Regions from separate parts of the Homo sapiens genome. Here region 1 is linked to region 2. A link is an interaction called in ENCODE POLR2A ChIA-PET data of the cell type or tissue named here. Cell type or tissue: HepG2. All regions are shown on one strand. Each heading gives the region's core, and the rest is flanking DNA. Links, peaks and the distances in the headings are about the cores only.

Evidence for each region. ChIA-PET counts read pairs that join two places held together with the same protein. Peaks named below come from ENCODE experiments on the same cell type or tissue, not always from the same donor. Only the 100,000 strongest peaks of a DNase experiment are listed, where the experiment ranks them.
Region 1: POLR2A ChIA-PET joins it to region 2 with 16 read pairs; 4 of 35 experiments call an interaction of 5 or more read pairs at or near these places.

The regions. Positions count from the first base shown.
Region 1 is chr6:53,514,742-53,519,741 of GRCh38, forward strand. It overlaps GCLC (glutamate-cysteine ligase catalytic subunit), which reads right to left. Exons shown (of 16, transcript NM_001498.4): 4 at 1,368-1,481. Among named protein-coding and RNA genes, the nearest start is that of GCLC, 28 kb to the right of the region's middle. In HepG2, for the core only: no CTCF peak of the experiment used is centred there; a DNase peak (open chromatin) is centred at 2,510.
Region 2 is chr6:53,606,277-53,622,971 of GRCh38, forward strand. No RefSeq gene overlaps it. Among named protein-coding and RNA genes, the nearest start is that of LINC01564, 14 kb to the right of the region's middle. RefSeq lists an enhancer at 9,135-10,334. In HepG2, for the core only: no CTCF peak of the experiment used is centred there; DNase peaks (open chromatin) are centred at 8,585, 9,595, 10,025 and 10,775; H3K4me3 peaks cover 1,311 bases.

The DNA.
Region 1 (5,000 bases), core at 1-5,000, 98 kb before region 2:
TGCTCCCAAGGCTCCCTGTAACTTACCAAATCAATTCAGGTGTTCAAAGTCTGCCATGGTCTGCTTTCACTGTTTGCAACATGTCCCAAATTAACTCCAAAGACTTTGGTCAAACTTTAGTACCCACTTTGCCCAGGCATCTCTGGAGCCCCAATACCTTGCTCCTCCCTCCCTCATCTCTGCAGGATTAATAATTATCCTCCAGACTCATGCTTGTTTAGTCCAGAAGCTACCAGGCACACAGTGGCCACTGAGTACTTGAAATATGGCTTGTCCTAATGAAAACATGCACATGCTGTGAGAGTAAAATATACACCAGATTTTGAAGACTCCGTACAAAAAAAATGTAAAATTACTTGTGAGTAAAGGATTACATGGATCAAATGATAACATTTTTGGACGTTTTGGGTTAAACAAAATATAAAATTATGTTCATCTGGTTTTTACTTTAATGTGGCTATGAGAACATTTACAATTACATGTTTCTATGGGCAGTGCTGCTATAGACTCAGCTTAAATGCCACCTCTTCCGTGAAGCCTGCTTTGATTCCCTCAGTCAGAAGCACCTTACTTTCTCCAAGAAGGATTTCTGGTGCATCTTTTGACATCTGTCATAATCTATCTCTTCTTGAGCAGCTGAATTATTTTTATTTTCCTTTAAACACATGACAACATATGAAGTTAGAAACTACGTCTACAAATATCTGTCTTCCCCAAAAGGCTCTGCACATAGCAAACGTGAGGGCCTGTTAAAGGAATGAACGCTGAGAAGTCTCCATGTTCCCACTCTGGATCAGGAGCCTAGGCTCAGGATGACAGATGAGCATGCATTGTACAAAGCTAAGATCAGGCTAGTGAGAGCCTTAAAGCAACTTAAAACCTCAGAATTGAACAACAAACCAACAGAACTTGAAGTTAATGGAAGAGAGTGCCTATTATATATATCAGGTACTGCACCTATTTTATAAGTTATATAGAGTAAGATGGGCAAATCACAGATACTGATGGTTAGAGAGGACAAAAAAGGAGAAATAACTAAGAGAAAAAAAAAATCCCAGTAGGCATTTACAGACCTAGGACTGAAAATAATCTCCCTATTAAAAGAGTTATTCGCAGTGGCTCAGCGAATAACTTTGTGACGACTTGGAGAATTGACAAATCAAGCCTGGTGCACGCATCAACAACCAAGAAGCCTGGGGGTACTGAAGATGTGAACAGGTGCACATCTGCTATCTTCTCTGGTTACTTAGGAAGAGAGCCAAAACTCAGTTAATGCTCAAAAAGGATTTCTAGACAGAAATACTATACTCTCAGAAGTCAGGGGTCTAGTGAAGGGCATCTGCATTTCAACACAAAGCCATACTCACCTGAAGCGAGGGTGCTTGTTTATTGCTTCATCTGGAAAGAAGAGGGACTTGGAAGCTCCTCCTTCCACTGGGTTGGGTTTGACCTCGGGCAGTGTGAACCCAGGACAGCCTAATCTACAACAAATTGAAGAACTAAATAGATGGGATTTGTTTTCAAGAATTAATTGTGTGCAGTCTTGCCATCACTGCACCTGCCAAAGACACCTCATTTCTAGTATCCCCTTTTCAGAGGGCTTTGTGTTTACAAAACAGATGTTGTGTAAATACTGTGCCCCTTTACAACCACTCCCCACACTTCTTGCTCACAAGGATCTTCTTTTAATTCCAGCCCACTACTAACTTTATCCAAGTCTCCACTCACTCACAAACCACACAGCACTTACTCGGGTCCTCTCCATCTCTTCATCTAATAGGAAGGACTGATAGCACAGAAGTCATTTCCCTTGGTCACATCAGCTGTCATGGGTGACAGGTGTCCCCTACATGGCCTATGAGGTGTCTTCCTTTTCCATCTCTAAACTCTCAGATTATCTTTGGACCTGCTGCATGGCACCACTGCCTCCCACTTCCTGGTAGGCTCTGAATCTGGAAGGAGCCTGTTTTTTGCCTCTATAGGTCACCTCATGAGTCCCTCAAGATTAGGGAGTGTCTCTGCAGGTGTCCCCATCTACCCCTGAGATCACCCTCTGAAGTCTGAAACCCAATCCTATTCTCTTACTTGACTTAAGGAGCTCTAATTTCAACACAGAAAAATGAAGCTCCATATTTATTCCTAAGTGTAAAGCTCAAATTCTACATCACTTTTAGTGATGGCCCCAGTTTTTCCAAGTTAGGAATTTGAGGTCAATATTACATGTGCTGTGAGGGAGGACAAAGACTAAGCGAAAGCCAAACAAGGGAGGAGTTTTAAATTAGTGGGAAGAAACTTTTGGCTTGAGGATCAAGACTAGCTCATATCTTTTAAAAAAAAATTTTTTTTTTTTTTTTTTTTTTTCTGAGAAAGGGTCTTGCTCTGTCTCCCAGGCTGGAGTGCAGTGGTGCAATCATAGCTCAGTGCAGCCTTGAACTCCTGGGCTCAAGTCATCCTCCTGCCTCAGGCTCCTGAGTAGCTGGGATTACAGGCATGAGTCACTGTACCAAGTTTTTTTTTTTTTTTTTTTTTTTTTTTTCCAGGGACGAGGTCTCACTATGCTACCCAGAATGGTCTTTAACTCCTAGGCTCCAGTAATCCTTCTGCCTCAGCCTCCTAAAGTACTGGGATTACAAGCACGTGCCACCTCACCTGGCCATCAATGCCTTATTTTTAACCCCTACCTTTTCTTAATATAAAATAAAGTATCTGTTGCCTGCCCAAATCCACCTTGTAAACAATTGAAGGTAGTGATCTTATCTAGAAAACAGTTCCCAGCTACAAGGGTTCTTGAGAATTCTTGAAGCTATGTGCATTATTTACTATGAGCCTAGAACCTTAGGAATAGTCCTTTGGGAGAGTAATAAACTTAAATCTGAGGGGATTCCTTGCTCACCAGAATCAGATTGGATGAAGAGAGAATGAGAATGTGTTTGTGTGGAAGGGAGAAGGTAGAATCAGAACTTGCATCTTCGGACACCTACGGCACTGCTTCATTCTAGAGCAGTGCTGTCCCACAGAACTTTCTGGAGTGATGGAAATGTTTAATATCTCCACTATCCAAACCGATGTGGTAGTCACTAACCACGTGGCTACTGAGCCCTTGAAATGAGGCTAGTTCCTCAGTCACATCAGGAACTACAATTTTCATTTTATATAATTTTAATTTTAAATAGTCACATGATTACTGTTTTGGACTAGAGTTCCACACTATAAATCTTTGCATCTTTATAAAGTCACCCTGTTTACACTTAAGAACCAGAGCACTCCTTTCTCTCTTGATCCTATACTACAACAAAACTTTATCATTTATTGTGGATGTATAGGGAGGCTTCTAACCACTAAATAACTAATAATTATTGTTTCAAGTCCCAAAATACCTTCCTATATGGACAGGGTATAAAAAATTATACATATAATTTTTTCTAAATTACAGGTTTTTAGAATAAAGCTTATTCCTCTGTCTCAACTTTCCCTTCACAATGACTTAAGATGCTGAATCTTTTTATTTTTATTTATTTATTTATTTTGAGACGGAGGCTTGCTTTGTCACCCAGGCTGGAGCAGAGCGGCACAATCTCAGCTCACTGCAACCTCCACCTCCCAGGTTCAAGCGGTTCTCCTGCCTCAGCCTCCGGAGTAGCTGGGATTACAGGCGCATGCCACCATACCTGGCTAATTTTTGTATTTTTTGTAAAGACGGGGTTTCACCATGTTGGCCAGGCTGGTCTCGAACTCCTGACTTCAGGTGATCCGCCTGCCTCGGCCTCCCAAAGTGCTGGGATTACAGGTGTAAGACACCATGCCCAGACACTAAATCTTTTTTAAAAAGGCAACTATCCCATATGGAACCATTCTCAAGGTAAAGGGCACATTAGGCTTAACCCAAAACTTTATTTTCTGGCCCAGAAGGAAACACCACTGCCCATCAATCCTATATATTCTTCAGCTTTAATATATAAAACAGTTCTGGTTTGTGTTACAAATCCCCTCCCACTTTCTTAATTTGCTAAGTGAAATGTACAACCCTCTTAATGTTAAGGGGAAAAAAATGAACATATAAGGTATTAAATTTTCCAGTTCACTAGAAGTTGTCATTTAACATCTGTAACCTACTCCTTGGCCTCTACTCTAGTACTCTTAAGGTTTTCAGGACAATGACCTATAGCAAAAGCCTTGATGTGTCTTCTCTCCCCAGCAGTTCACTGACTCTGTCATCTTTTAAACCACCCACTTTTCCTATCACCAGCACCCACGGGCATCCAGGCAGCCCTTGTCTCCCCTCAGGGAGCTCCCTCACTCACCTCCTAGTAAGCCCTGGCACCAGCTCCACAGCTACTCTCACACTACAGCCCAAGTGAGGGCTGCAAAGCAAAAAGGGGATGCCATCTGCCCAACCCAACCTTTCCAAGGCCTTCAACTGCTTTTAGGAGAACAACTAAAATTTATGGTTAACCTGACCTGGCCTGCCAATTACCTGCCAGCTTCCCTTTACCCCATACCTGCACTTCCTCCTCAGCCTCCTAGTCACACTGGCCAGCTTGCTTTCTTCTAGTTCCCAGGAAGTCCCCGCTTGTTTGGTTCATCCTAGGACTTCTACACACACTGCTCCCCCTCCCTAAGACTGTCCTCCGCTCCTCATTCCTATTTCACTCCTCCTGGAACCTTGGACATCCCACCCCCTCCCCCTCCACCCACCAGAGTCCACTGGATACCTAGGTTGTACTCTTTGCTCCCCATCTCCTCCTGCTAGCACAGCCCCACTTTGACGCTTATGAATCTATGGGTATTTGATTGTTCTTCAACCCCCCAGCTCCACAGAGACAGAGCTGTCCGTCTTCACTCATGAGAGCATGCCCATTCTGCCTGCAGCAGGCACTCAAGTGTCTGAGTGAATGGCAGGGCCAATGATTTTTCACCTCCTCTTTCAAACATTAGGTCGAAGAAATGTGCCCACTCTAATCAAAACAAATCTGTCCACCCTCACCCAGCTGGGTTTTTCC
Region 2 (16,695 bases), core at 6,702-11,701:
ACTCTAGAAGAAAATTTTTCTTTGTTTTTTCTTTTTCCATTAGAATACATTTTTTAAAAAAATTTTTTATTTCAATAGGTTTTTGAGGAACAAGTGGTGTTTGTTTACATGGACAAGTTCTTTAGTGGTGATTTCCGAGATTTTGGTACACCTATCACCCAAGCAGCGTACACCGTACGTGATGTGTAGTTTTTTGTCCCTCACCCTCCTTCTGTCTTTTCCCCCCGAGTCCCCAAAGTCCATTGTATCATTCTTATGCCTTTGCGTCCTCATAGCTTGAGCTCCCACTTATAAGTGAGAACAAATGATATTTGGTTTTCCATTCCTGAGTTACTTCACTCAGAATAATGGTCTCCAATTCCATCCAGGTTGCTGCGAATGCCATTATTTCATTCCTTTTTATGGCTGAGTAGTATTTCATGGTATATATATGTATTTATATATATATATATGTATACCATATTTTCTTTATCCACTCATTGATTTATGGGCATTTGGGCTGGTTCCATATTTTTGCAATTGCGAATTGTACCGCTATAAACATGCATGTACCAGTATGTTTTTCGTATAATGACTTCTTTTCCTCCAGGTAGATACCCAGTAGTGGGATTGCTGGATCAAATAATAGTTCTACTTTTAGTTCTTTAAGGAATCTCCATGCTGTTTTCCATAGTGGTTGTGCTAGTTTACATTCCCACCAGCAGTGCAGAAGTATTTCGTTTTCACCACATCCCCGCCAACATCTACTATTTTTTGACCATGGTCATTCTTGCAGGAATAAAGTGGTATCACATTGTGGTTTTGATTTGCATTTCCCTGATAATTAGCAATGTTGAGCATTTTTTTCATATGTTTCTTGGCCATTTGTATATCTTCTTTTGAGAATTGTCTATTCGTGTCTTTAGCCCACTTTTGATGGGATTGTTTGTTTTTTTCTTGCTGATTTGTTTGAGATCCTTGTAGATTCTTTATATTAGTCCTGTATATTAGTCCTTTGTCAGATGTGTAGTTCGTGAAGATTTTCTCCCACTCTGTGGGTTGTCCGTTTACTCTGATGATTATTTCTTTTGCTGTGCAGAAGCTTTTTAGTTTAATTAAGTCCCATCTATTTATCTTTGTTTTTGTTGCATTTGCTTTTGGGTTCTTGGTCATGAAGTCTTTGCCTAAGCCAATGTCTGCAAGGGTTTTTCTGACGTTACTTTCTCGAAGAAAATTTCTTATGTAGTCTTCCCCAAACTTTCAATTATGTGTACATATATTTATTTACATGAAAAAGATCATACTATATGATGTTTGCAACTTATTTTTAAAGTTATTTCTTTCTCAGCACATGTACATATACCATGTTCATTTTAATTGGCACATGGAATAAAACACAACATAGATAAATCATAATCATTAGAGAAATACAAATTAAAACCACAGCATGATAGCCCTGCATACCTATTAGATGCATTATGAACAATGCTGCTATGAATGTGGATATACAAATCTGTCTTTGAGACTCTGCTTTTAGTTCTTTTGGGTAAATATCCAGAAGTAGAATTGCTGGATAATATAGTAATTCTATTTGTGATTTTTTGAGAAACAACCATAATGTTTTCCATAGTAATTGCACAGTTTTTTTTATTACCTTCAACAGTACACAAGGGAGTTTTAAACTTTTTTATTATTTTGTTTTATTTTATTTTTTTGAGACTTTTTTTTTGACAGAGTCTCACTCTGTCACTCTGGCTGGAGTGTAGTGGTGACAGCCGGACTCACTGCAGCCTTGACTTGACTTCCTGGGCTCAGGTGATCCTCCTGCCTCAGCGTCCTGAGTAGCTGGGACTACAGATGCATGCCACCACACCCACAGCTAGTTTTTGTATTTTTTGTAGAGATGGGATTTCACCATGTTGCCCAGGCTGGTTTTGAACTCCTGAGCTCAAGCAATCCACTCGCCTCAGCCTCCCAAAGTGTAGGGGTTACAGGTGTTATCCACCATACCTGGCCTTTTTTTAAATATTTTTGATACAAACTTTTATGAACACCTATTGGATCATTAGATACTACAAGATATAAAACTTAATTTATATAACTTAGTATAAATTTACTATATATTATATTCCTGGAAAGAAACCTTGTATTGATTAAAAATAAATAGAATTTAAATATGTACTAAAATTTTTTTCCTATAAATATGGCATCTAGAAGGCCAAGTTGTGCAATGTTCAGGAAAAAAACATCCATACTGAAATGAATCAAAATTATGTGGGGCAGTTACGAGTTTGGCTGGAAAACACAGTACTTAAACCACTGAACATGATTACGTGTCTAATGTTGACATTATTAGAATAGAACAATTACCAAATTCAGAGTTAACTAAAGAATCTGTTTTGAATTGTGAAGACAAAAGTGAAGAAAGGGAAATGTTAGACATTTCAAAAGCTTGAAATAAGTATGTGAGCAAGCTGGCGCAGTGGCTCATGCCTGTAATCCCAGCACTTTGGGAGTCGGAGGCGGGTGGGTCACTTGACGTCAGGAGTTCGAGACCAGCATGGCCAATGTGGTGAAACCCCTCTCTACTAAAAATACAAAAATTAGCTGGTGTGGTGGCACACACCTGTAGTCCCAGCTACTCGGGAGGCTGAGGTGGGCGAATCACTTGCACCCTGGAGATGGAGGTTGCAGTGAGCTGAGAACACACCACTGCACTCCAGCCTGGGCGACAGAGCAAGAATGTCTCAATTAAAAAAAAGGAAGCAAAATACCTTGATTTTTATTATATACCAGATGTAGCCGATTGTGAACAAGTATGTAACATTATTAAGTATGTTCACATTAAGAATGATGTTATATCAACAGAAAAAAGTTATACTGACTTTATTGAAATGTGAAAGAAAAAACTAGATATGATCTACCTCGTGAAATTATTAATGAATTGGAAACAGATAATATTGACATAAAAATGCTAATTGCCTGGGAAATGATAATAGAGCAAATATGGCTTGTGTATACAAAGATGTGTGGCCATTATTTCCACCAAAAATGATTATGTCAAACATGTGAAGTACTCAGCTCATAGTCTTAGTTTAATACATGAAAACATTGCTTCTGTGAATAGAAATATGATAACCATTTTTAGTATTGTACAGAGGATATATACATTTTTTGGAGAATTCAATAGACAGATGTAATATTATATGTCTGTTCTAAGAATTACATCGTGGATACCTGATGGGCATCAAGATTAAATGGAATCAAGACATTTTGTATGCAAATTAAAGACACTTATCAAATATTAAAAGATGTAATATCAAATGACAGAATACATGATTCTATAATTGAAAGTATCTTGGTGCAATAGATTATACATTTTAATGAAACATCTGTATGGAATAATGTTTTAAGCTAGTGGAAAAAATTAATAAAGCTCTATTTTTTAAAAAAAATTATATAAAGTTATATGCTTAATAGAAGACCTATCTCTTTGCTTATAATAAATAAGAAAAAATACTTTGAAAAAATATTTGATTAATAAAAAGGTCTTAGCAAGAGATGAATATACCTCCAAAATTTGTAAATGAATGAAAAAGAAAAAATTTAAAAATTGGCAATCTGTAAATCACTGCATGGAGATATTATTACGGGAAAAGTGCACGTCAAACAAAATTCTGGAGACTATAGCTATCTTAATTTCACATTTAAATGAAAATGTGAAAAAGCAGGTAAAGCATCTTAATATTTTGATTTTTTTTTTTTTTTTGAGACAGGGTCTCACTCTGTTGCTCAGGCTGGAGTGCACGATTTTGGCTCACTGCAGCCTCTGCCTCCTGGGTTCAAGTGATTCTCCCACCTCAGCCTCCTTAGTTAGCTGGGATTACAGGCCTGTGCCACCATGCCTAACTAATTTTTGTATTTTTTGGTAGAGACAGGGTTTCACCACATTGGCCAGGCTGGAACATTTTGAATTTGTAACAAAAAAAAAGTTATTTTCTATGATTACATTTGATGTACAAAAGGCAGTCACCCACTTGACTCTTAAACATTCTGACAACTTAAGGTCTGTAGAAATTTCATCCAAAATAGTTTTAAGCAGTGTACAATTTCAATGATTTGTAATATAAAATCAGTATAAGGTTCAGATTTTCTGAAACGGACGCAAGTATTTTACTTGGTGCAATCTTATCCAAATTTGGAAGTGGCCTTGAGAATTTTTTTTAACAGCAATCACAGTGGTGCCCCATAAAATAATGTAAGATAAGCAAAAAAGTAGATTTTGAAAATATTATGGATGAGTTTGCTTCCATTAAATCCAGGAAAGTAAGATTATAATGAATTGTTTTGTTGTAAATAAAATCTTTACACTGAACATAGTATTGTGGGTTTTAATAATAGGTATTTTTAAAATTTTTCAATATTTTTATTATTTTAGTGTTTAAATATCCACAAAATACATAAAAAACATATATAGAGGGGTGCAATTTTTGTTTTCTGTTTTTCTGCTTCGGGCTCCAATATGGCTCAGCGTGGCATCTCAATGGATTACAGTAATAAAAAGGAACGAACTCCTGAAGCATGCCACAGCATTGATAAATCTCAAATGCATTGTGTGAAGTACGAGAAGCCGACTCAAAAGGCAGCACTCTATATGATTCCATTTGACCTTCCAGAGTAGGAATAATGATAGGAATGACCTTCTAGAGTAGGAATAATGATAGGAACAGAATACAGATGTTTGGTTACCAGGGACTGGGGCAGGGGTTGTGGGAGTGGTACAGAAAGGATTGGCTACTTAGAGGAAGGGGAGGATTTTTGAGATAGATAGAACTGTTCGATATCTTGATTGTGATTGTGGTTACACAATTGTATGTTTTTGGAAAACCTCATAGGATTCTACATTAAGAAGAATCAGTATTTCTATTTCTCTGTAGGTACCGTCGTGAGCCTTAGATAATTTTATAGCAGGGTAGCATACACAAATTTTTGTTTGGAGAAGATTGCTTTGGCTATGTAAGAAACACAAATTGAGTCTAGGATAATAGCCCTTGTACAAATTGTTGACTCTCTGAAGTTCTCTTTTGTCCTTGGTTATTTTGGAGTTCTCCAATTTGCTCTACATTTATGGCCTATTATTTAGCTAACATCTTGTTTGTTTGGGGGGCCTAAATGTTCCTTGCAAGTAATAGGCCCAGGATGTTAACTGGTTTCTCCAGAATTGCCTAACTCCACTTGAGGCTGAGAGTTCAAGAGTCTCTTGAAAACACATGTTTTCTCAAGGTTGGGCTTAATCACCTTTTAATAAAATCTTGGCTTGGAGACAACCATGTTCAGGGTGCATGTCAGAGCAAAGGTTTCTAGTCTTTGGAGGTTTTCACCCACACCTCAATTATATTCTTCATTATCCTCTTGGCAAGCTGGCTAGATTTCTAAATCACATGGAGTTCCCCTAAGAGTTTGTATATCCTGAGATGTACACTTGGGAAGTGACTAACTTCCAAAAGTGACACTTCCCAAGTGACTGACAATAGTAAGCTTTTATTATTTTATGTTTCCATAGTCCATTTCACATATACATTATAGCTATCCTTTTATAAAGGATTTTGAAAGTTTAGAGTTGTAAGAAGCTTTAGCATCTTGCTACTCAAAATGTGGTCCACCAGTCAGCATCTGTATCACCTGAAAGCTTGGGAGAGACGCAGAATCTCTGGCCCGACACCAGGCCTACTAAGTCAGAATGCATATTAAAAACTCCCCGCCCCCAACCGATAATCTGCAGGCACATGAAAATTTGAGAAGCACTGATGTAGTTATTGTCTGACTTAATCACTTACCTGGGGCTTGCACAGCAACCCTGCAGAGCTCTCCCACAGCAACCCCGCAGAGTTGAAGTATGGTTAGTTTATTGTATTTTTGTACCTTACAATACTATATTATACAGTATTTGTATAATACAGTGCTTGTACAGTATAACATGAATATTGAAAAGATAATACATGGAACCTTTTGGTTATCATATTTATCATATAAATAAATGTGTTTAGCTGAAATTTGATAAGCACACAAAACATTCCTAGGGAACTGTTAAATATCATTTGCATTGCAAAGCTGAGAAAAGTATCTGCTTAGATATTTTCAGGCAGAGGATCATCTCAGAGTAACAAACAAGAGCAAAGATGTTTTGTGCAGCTGCTTTACCTTCTACCCTTGTGATATCCTGCAGCAAGGATGCCCCTGAGAGGGCAAATACTAATATTAAATCATACTGGTCAGTGATATTTTGGGGATGAATCCTGGGACTAACTCAGCATTCAAATGTACATAGTGTTTAGAATTTAGGAAGAATTTTTGATGTCTTCATGCTGAGTGACTAATTTATAAAAATGGTTTAAATTAGTCAAATTTAAGCAACATACTTATCTGATATTATCCCCGATTCTTAAAGTTTCAGGATTTCTTTTTTCATTTCTGCCTGCATTCATTTAGTTGTTTATATGATTCCCCTAAACTTTCTGCCAAATTGTATATTTACATTGAAGTCATCTTTCTAACCACAGTTCTTCAATTCCCTATTTAAACCATTGGGTTTAGAGGTGTTTGAGAATTCAGAACTTTTCAAAGTTAGAAGATCCTATTTATTATGTAATATCCCAAGTAGGGTCTGGGGCAGTACTCTTTAATCAAACATGAATATTTCTGCAACATATAAACAATTTACACTAAATCATATGAACGAAGACTTCAAATAGCCTCTCCTTGGGTCACATCAGGTTTTTGTCACAAAATCAGTTACATAAACTTTTCTGTTTTCATAGTTTTCTTTATTTTGTTTTTATATTTTGCAATTGTGGATTTAAAAAGATGGACCTGTGTACAATAACAATATGAGAAGAAATTTTAGAAGTTCTTTAGTTTACCTTTTTTCTCAAAGTAGTAGTAAGGACAGCAAAAATTAATGTGAATGGGTATTTATCCAAAACTAAAATTTTTCAGTATTCCATAACTTTCTCAATATTTAACAAATAATACAGTCATAATATCATGTGAGGCTGAGGCTATCCTTATATCTGCTCATGCCAATTCTCATCCCCTTTCTTTCTAAAAAATAAAGGCTAAACTAAAAATATTTGCTTCACCACAGTGTTGTGCAGCTGGAGGGGCCGTATGATTCAGGAGTATGATCCCATGAGATAGAAATAGAGGGTTTCTGTGAAAGCTTTTGGTTTCCTAACACAGGTCTCTCCCCTTCCCAACTCCCGCTTTCTTCTTCTCCCTGTCTTGAATACAGATGTAATACCTGGAGATGCAGCAGCTATCTTGCAACAAAGAAGTAATAAGCATTAAGACAAAAGCCTCACTCTAAGGGTGGTGGAGGTAAAAAAACAGAAACAGCAGCCTGTTGAACCTCCTTGGACTGCCCCAGACTTCTTGTTTCGTGGGGCAAACTTACTGTTTAAGCCACTGTTTTTGAGTTTCTGTTATTTGTAGCTAAACATATTCCTAAATGCTATAGTATGTCACTACCTTTTTTTTCTCATTTATTTAAATTTATTTATTTATAGACAGGGTCTCACTTTGTTGCCCAGGCTAGATTGCAGTGCACAGTCATAGCTCACTGTAGCCTCGACCTGCTGGGCTCAAGGGATCCTCCTGCCTCTGCCTCCCAAGTAGCTGGGACTACAGGAGCATGCCACCACACCCACCCAGCTAATTTTTTAAATTTTCAGTAGTGTTCCAAACTTGTGTGAGAGTGTAACCACCCAATAGTTTCTTCCTGCCCACTGCACAGACAAAATCAATCCACCAAGGCCAAGTCATTGCAATAAAATTTAATTGACACGAGGCCAGCCATGCCACGTGGGAGATGGAGTTATTACTCAAATCAATCTCCCTGAAAATTTGGAGGCTAGAGTTTTTCAAGGGTGGTTTGGGGAGCCAGGGAGTCTGCTTCTGGGTAGGGCCACAGGACTGGCTAGTGGGGTTTGGCAGGCCTGGGTGGAGACGTTGGTTCATTGGTCGTCAGAAATGCAGAAACCTGAAAAGACATCTCAAAAGGCCAATCTTAGGTTCTATAATAGTGATGTTATCGGCGGGAGTAATTAGGGGAGTTGCAATTTTTGAGACCTCCAGACTAATGGCTGGTAATCGTTTAAGTCTACACCTTAGCAGAATTCAGGCTCCTCTCATCCTAATAACCTGGTGGATGGATTAGCTTTCCTTAGCTTTACAAAGTGGTATAATTTTGGGGAAGCACTATTACCATTTAAACTCTAAACTAAATGTCTCCCAAAGTTATCTTGGCATAAGCCCAGGAATAATTAAGGCCAGTTTGGAGGTTAAAGGCTAGATGGGGGTTGGTTAGTTCAGATCTCATTCACTGTAATAATTTCCTGATTGTTATAATTTTTGCAAAAGTGATCTCAAGAGAAGAAAACTATGTATATGCATATGCATTTTTGTGTATATGAGTAAATATTTCTGTAGAGATGAACAAAAAGGTGATACCTAGCCTGGGCAGCAAAGTGAGACTCTGTCCAAATAAAAAAGTTAAAAATTAGCTGGTTGTGGTAGTGTGTACCTGCAGTCCCTGCTACTCAGGAGGCTGAGGCAATAGGATGGCTTGAGCCCAGGAGTGTGAGGCTGCAGTGAGCTATGATTGCACCGCTGCACTCCAGCCTGGGCAACAGGGAGAAACCCCATCTAAAAAAAAAAAAAGAAAGGTAGTATCATTGGTTGCCTTTGGGTAGAGAAAACAGGTGGCTGAGGATCAGAGCCAGGAGTGAGGCATGGCTTTTGTACATTTTAAATGTATTTTTAAAAATTAAATATATGTATCTTACTGTATGATTTAAATTATATACATTTCAAGAACAGACAAAATGAATTACGGTGATTGAGGTCAGAATACTATTAACTCTATGGGGAGATATTTACTGGAAAGTGGCATGAGGCGGTCTTCTCCAGCTAAGAGATCAGAGATATCCTCTATCTTGAATTAGATGGTGGTAACATAGGTACATGTATATGGAAAAAAAACATCAACTCCATACTACTATTTGTGCACTTGATGTACCTCAGTACAGTTTTAGAGCATATACTTTGAATAATAAGAAAGAAAATTAAGATAATTATTAATATTCTGTGGGCTTCTTGTTCACTATCATCTTAGTTCAAATTTCAACAATTTCCCTAATTTAAAGTTTTTTTAAAAGAGTTTTCATGTGAGAATGTGTATGTATACATATGAATGTCAATGCAGAGGAGATTTGTGGCCAATCTGTGGGTTATTTCCTATATAAAATAACCCTTCATTGACCTCACTTCATTGTCCAGTTATCACCCCAGTTTTTTACAGTCACGCTTTTTCAGCACTGCTGTGTGTAGGTGGGTATATGTGCCTAAACTCAGGACTAGTATACACCCAGGTATGAATAGATCAAGTCACATACTTAAGGATTTGATGTTGGAGTTTGCTTCTATAGCAAATGAATTTCTAAATATTAGCTCAGTGCAGCTTTGATGAGTGCACGATGAATCAGCAAAAGCTTAAATAAGGGAGTGTGCACCAATGACAAATTCCCTTTGCAAGGGAACTTTGATCTCTACTGGATGACTACCTGCTTCTGCTGTGCACTCGCTCTCTCCCTCTTTGCTTCTAGCATAACAAATACGTTCCCCTGCATTGAACGTGTTTTCCTAACAACAGTGGCGAGATGTGACAAGGAAACTTGTTTGGAGCAACGTCTGAGTCACAATAGAATTAGTATCAGGTACAAATGACCACAAAGTACAGGTGCTGAGTCACAGTGATTTGGGATTCTCTAGTAAAAAGGACATGTGGAGAACTTAACTTTTATTTCCTCTCTTTTGCTGGTGTAAGTTTGGAGGTATCGTCACACAATCACCTTTCATTCACTAACGCTCACATTTTAGGTGCTTTTCCTTCTTACATAATAAAATAGCAAAGCACATAGGCCTGGGGTCCCTGGGGAAAGCCAAGTCTGCCTGGCTGCCTTGAGAACTCTGGACTGGATTTGACATGGAGGAGTTGGGGATTGTTGCTCAGGGATCAGAACAGTGAAACTCAGGTTAATGAGTAAAGAGTGAGAATATGTGTTTGTATGTTTCTTAATCCCATCTACTAGGTGATTACAAAACTCATTCAAAGTTGAACACAGTAGAGGTATTTCAAGTTGCTTTAGAGAGAGAATTACACACACACAAAAAATCTTTAGGAGCCAGACAACCACTGTGGACACCAATAAGAGAGCTCCAACATTGGTGAGGTATAGACCCGTCAAAGTTGTTGGTAATAACAGCAAGGTCCATCTGGCAAGATTGGTCACCTGTGGTGGAAGTGGTGGTGACAGCAGGGATGCAACTGCAGCAATCAATGATGATGATCTCACTAGGGTGGGGAGGTGTTAAAGGCATCTTCACAGCAGCACAGTGCCCAGAATGCCAAAGAGCAGCAGGATGGATCCAGCATCCTCTCCTGATAAAAGAGGGCTAGAAGACGGGAGGCTCCGGGAAGTCTACTGGGTGAGTATTAGTCCACTCTCACATTGCTATCAAGAAATACCTGATACTGGGTAATTTATAGAGAAAAAAGGTTTAATTGACTCACGGTTCTGCAAGCTGTCCAGGAAGCATAGCGGCTTCTGACTCTGGGGTGGCCTCAGGAAGCTTCCAATCATGGAAGAAGGCAAAGTAGGGGCAGGTATCTCACATGGCAGTAGCAGGAGGAAGAGAGCGAGGGGGAGGTGCCACACACTCTTTAACTACCAGATCTGACAGATAACTCATTGTTCCAAGGGCAGGACAAAGGGGATGCTGCTAAACCATTCATGAGAAATCTGCCCGCATGATCCAATCACCTCCCACCAGGCTCCACCTCCAACACCGGATATTACAATTCAACACAAAATTTGGACAGGAACACAGATCCAAACTATATCAGGGTGGAGCCCTACATCTAATGTTTCTTGCCCTTGCTCTTGGTAGCTAGTGTCTCATTGGACTCTAGTGTCTGCTTGTTCTATTGGATCAGGAGCTCCTTGAGGGGAGGAGCCATATTAAATTCATCTCTGTACCCCTAGTGTTTAGCAGTGTTTTATTGAGTTAGTAAATAAATCCATCTCTATTCTTTATCAAAACTCTGAGCTGTGATGAAAAAGTCACTGTCTCCACCTGTGCTTTGGATCTGTCAGTAGGGCCTTTGCTTCTACAGTAACATCATCCTACACAGAGTAAACACCTACTGAGTGCTGATTATGCCTGCTGTGGTTACTACAATCTCTTAAGTTTGCCTTTAAGCTTTGTATGTAAAATTTTTAATTGCTTTGCTATTTTAATCTGATCACATTCCCCTGGTTCCTCCCTTTTAACTTTAAGCATATGCAATGTGCCCGTTTGCACAACAGTCTGAAGTTTTATTTCTATGATTCCTCCTTTTCTGCACAAATGTTCATGTTTCTCATACTTCCTATTACTTCTGAACATTTTCCTAATGACAGAAGTCATAGAAGCACTCCTTAAAAGTTGATTTTTTGTTTGTTTGTTTGTTTGTTTGTTTTGAGACATTCTGCCACCCAGGTTGGAGTGCAGTGGCATGATCATGGCTCACTGCAGCCTCGACCTCCTGGGCTCAGGTGATCCTCCCACCGAAGCCTCCTGAGTAGCCGGGACTACAGGCACCTGCCACCACACCCAGCTATTTTTTGTATTTTTTGTAGAGATGAGGTTTCACTATGTTGCCAAGGCTGGTCTAGAGCTTCTGGGCTCAAGCAATCTGCCCACCTCAGCCTCCCAAAATGTTAGAATTATAAGCAAGAGCCACTGTACCCAGCCGAGAGCTGATTTTATATTAATATCTACAGCTCTGGTTAGACACAGTCTCAGGGAATTTGTGGCCAGTCTGTAGTGTTGTCTCCTTACTTAAAAAATACTCCTTCCTTGACCTCACTTCAGTGTCTAATTATAATTTCATTTTCTACATCTATCCATGAAAAAAATGTATAGAGTGGGGGGAAATCTACCTTTCCACCTCCATTTCCTCATCATCCACTTCCACCTGAACTTGCTGCCACCTGACTTCAGCTTCACCACCTGTGAACACATCACTTTCTCTAAAGCCTCCCACGCTTTCCTTCTGACCTTGAGCCAGTGGGCTGTTTTCATACTTCTCTTTCATAGTTACTTAGTTGCGTTAACATTGTCAAAAAGTAAAACAAAACTCCCAAGCCTAAAGCCTCCCCTGCTTTGAGACAGTCTCCCCATCCTGACACCTGTGACCCTGAGTTCATCTGCATTATTCCAACCCATCTGGTGAATGAGTTAATGCTGATTTTTGATCATCCAACATGGTGTCAGCCTCCTTCAGCCTTCCAAGGTGAGCCTATGAATTTCCTCCCTTCTAAGTCCACATACGTTTGTTTCCTCCCACTCTGCATCTTTACCCCATTCATGGCACTCTTAACTCCACATAGCCCCTTAGTTTTCTAAACCCATTTAAAACCTTACACCATCAAGGAGAAGCATAGCTTCTTAAACTTTCCCTACTGTAATGGCTTCTCAGGGTTTGTGTGAACAGTGGGGGTTTTTAATTTTTTGGTATAATACTAATTTATCAACACATGTATACTTCTTGGTGAATATGCTTAAGGTTATTTTTTTCATGAGTGTATATTGCTCCCCGAGATCCTTTCTTGCATTTGGGTTTTTTCCAAAATGCTTAATATGGTCCTCCATATGCAGAGGACACTAGCTAAATATTGGTTAAAGTGGGTAACAATTAAAAATGTAATACTCCTGCCAGCTGAGTAAATACTTAACTTGCTTAATATGACCGTGACAATTTGTCCAGACACTGCCATTTCCTGCTTTCAGGGCACTGTTGTCTGTTGCTAACTTATTGCTCCTCTGGGTCTCCTTTTCCTACCTGGTTCAGATGTAGAATGTGGGGCTTACAAAGTTAGAGGAGGACATTTTCTTATGGGTTTTGTTACCTATACCAGTAAGTTAGAAGGAAAAACTCACTAAGGAAAAACCAAACCTAACCATTTTTTACACAGCCAACACAGAGCATTTCACCTCTAGTCTCCAAAATATATAGGGATTTCTCCCCACCAGCAACCAATAAATTCCCTAGCAGATATCAGCTATGTGTACTATAATTTAATTCAATTCTGACACTATCTATCTGGAGATAGCATCAGATCCCACAGAATAAGGGTTCTACCCCACAGGACTGCCCCCACTTCAGAGGCCGATCACGAGTTACAGGTTGTCACCTCTGCTTCTGCTGATCAGCTATAAGTCAAGATTCCCACTACTGTCTCCTTGGGTTCAATTAATTTGCTAGGATGACTTACACAACTCAGAGGAACACCTATTTTTGTTTACTGGTTTATTATAAAGGATACTAAAAAAGATACAGATGAACAGCCAGGAGGAAGAGATGCATAGGCAAGGCATGTGGGAAGGGGCATGGAGCTTCCATGCCCTCTCTGCATGTGCCACCCTCCAGGACTTTCCACACGTTCAGCTATCCAGAAGCTCCTGAACCTGGTCATTTTGAGTTTTTATGAAGGCTTCATCATGTAGGCATGATTGATTAAGTCATGAGCCATTGGTCAGCCCCTGTTTCTTCCCTGGAGGTGAAGGTTGATTGGTGGGACTTTAAGTCCCAACCGTCTAATCATGCCTTGGTCTTTCTGGTGACCAGCCCCCATACGGAAGCTACTTAGGGGTCCCTAGGCATCAGTAATCTCCACAGCATATCAAAGACACTCATCACTTTGGAGATTCCCAAGGGTTTTAGAAGCTGTATGTCAAGAAACAGGAGCAAGCCCAAATACATATTTCATAATATCATAACCATGTGACAACTTATCATAAAGACCAGGTACTCACTTACCAGACTGAATGCCTGTAAGAGTTGATGAAGTTTACTTGAGCGGAGAAGGAACTGATGGAAGCCTCTCGTGCCAGACAGGTTGAAGTTCAGGTTTGCCATACTCTAGTAGTATGATTTTGGCAAAGTTACTTAACTTCTCTGTGCCTCAGTTTCTTGTGCCAATGAAAGGAGATTGAGAAAGTGAATGGGGCAAAATACTAACATTTGATGAATCTGGGTAAAGGGTATACAGGCTTCTATCTACTATTTTTGTAACTTTTCTATAAATTTGAAATTATTTCAAAATAAAAAGTAAAAAAAATACTCTTGTGACTTGGAGACTCAATTTTTCCATTTGCAAGATAGTTGAGTTTTCACATATAGTCTTAAAGAATGATGCTAACATTTTCCGAGTGGCAAACTGGGACATTTTGTCTGAGGAATCTCTTTAAATTTTTTAAAGATAAAAGTCTTTCAAAGATTATAAGTTAAAGCACATTAATAAACAGACTTTTTAAAGAAGACTAAAATATATGACAAGAAATAAAAATGTAATAAACTACCTTTATTGGTTAATAAAAGACTTGAATTTTAAAGTCAGCAGTATATTGATCCACTAGTATTGTTTGAAGAACTCAGTTTGCTCAATAACGAATTTTTTTCCCCAAATTTCATTGCAAATCTTCATTGAAATTGAATTATCATTGTTGACACCTCCAATTCATCCAAAGTTCTTAACCTAACAATATTGCTTCTCAATGTGCCCAGAAGTGAAAAGACAAAATCATGTGTTTTTATTAGGTATGAAATATTCACATTCACAGAATAAAAATCTGTAAGTAAATTTTATCATCTCTAATACAAGGAGATTTTATCATCTCCTTTTGTGTGTTACACTCAGCTAGTAAGTTCTCTTTAAAATACAGTTTTGTGATACAAAGTTAATTTTAAAACCATATTACCAAATAGCAGAGAATGTCAAAAACATGATAAGTTGGCTTTCAGTTTAAAATGGAAATGTACTCCATTGCAACTTTTCCTAATTTTATACAGAGTCATGAAGACACTGAAAAGTGATGAATCCACATAACCATGACACTGGAAATGAAGTTTGAGTGGCAGTCAGAATCTGGGAGGAAGCATTGCTAAGTGAAAATCTTATGGAGCTTGACTAAAAATCCCTGTCAGGAACCGTCAAAAGCTGTGTCCCTGACATGAAAAATCTTGCTGGAAGTTGAGAGAGGTTTATGCCTACTCCGTGATCCGGGAACACAAGACCTTTACCAACCAAAAAAGTGGATAGCTGTTCTTCTGCTGTGAAGGTTAATAAAGGTAAACATTATAATGGCCAGGGCTGGGGTTGAGGCAGAAAGAAGGAAGAAGGAAAGAAAGAAAGAGACAAAGGTAATAATATTAGTAAAGGTAAATAATGTTAGTGTCTCTCAAAACAAAAATAATTTGACAGAAAAAAGAATCATTTTATATTGATAAAAGATGTAATCCATAAAATAGATGTAAAATTCATGAGCTTCTATAGTATTACAATCTTTAAATGGAAAATTGACAGAAATATAATTGTTATAAAAGACATTAAAATATTTTTCTCAAGATTTGGGAAAGACTAAAAAGTAAAACAAGATTGAATGAGTAGGCAGATCTTGAATTTTGTATTTTAAAAGTGGAGAATATACCTTTTCATGCAACCATGGATCATTTGCAGTAGCTGATCATACCACTGGGACACAGAGAAAATTTTACTATGTAATAAAAATGAGAACATGTAGAAGCCACATTCATATGATCAAAACTAACATACACTAAGAAAAGTTTAAACAAAGTCTTCAATCCATGAGTTATCTAACAATTTCTAAAATGAAGTCAGAGTATTTGTTTTTGAAACTTTAAAGTTTATATGTAATCTATAAGACAATATTCATAACAACACTTTATAACAACAAAATGGTGGAAATAACCCAAATGTTTGTTGGTAGAACATACCTATCAATGGAGAACTGTGCAACTATAAATGAGGAGTCTCCAAATATGTTTCTATTTTTATATACTCTGCAGAATGCATTGTTATATGAAAAAAGCAAAAATGGAGGTAAATATACAATGTGCTACCATTTATCCAAAACAGGTAACAAGAATATGAATATACATATATTAAAAATCACAACAGTCCAGGAGTGGTGGCTTATGCCTGAAATCCCAGCACTTTGGGAGATGGAGGTGGAGGATCATTTAAGCCCAGGAGTTTGAGACTAGGCTAAGCAACAGAGTGAGACATTGTCTCTACAAAAAAAAAAAAAAAAAAAAAGTTAGCTGGGCATGGTGGCATGCACCTGTGGTCCTAGCTATTTGGGAGGCTGAGGTGGGAGAATCACTTGAGCCCAGGAGGTCATGGCTGCAGTGAGCTGGGATCATGCCACTACACTCCAGCCTGGGTGACAGAGCAAGACCCTGTCTCAAAACAACAAAAACAACAAAACAAGGGTATAACAAAACAAACAAAACTGAACAAAAATTAAAAATTGTTTACCTATATGGGAACGGAGTAGAGAAAACATGGATTAAAAACAAAACTTCCTGATTATACCTTGTTTTGTAAGTTTGACTTTGGAATGGTGCAAAGATTTTACATAATTATCAAATCAAATTAACAAAAAATTTCTAAAAACTGAAAGGAAAATAAAAATTACTGTATTGAACTAGTTGCTTAACTACACAGAGAGGAACTATATTAAGTAACTTTAAAAAAACAACAGAGATTTAACATACAAACCTAGTGGGATATACCCTAAGAATAAAAAAAA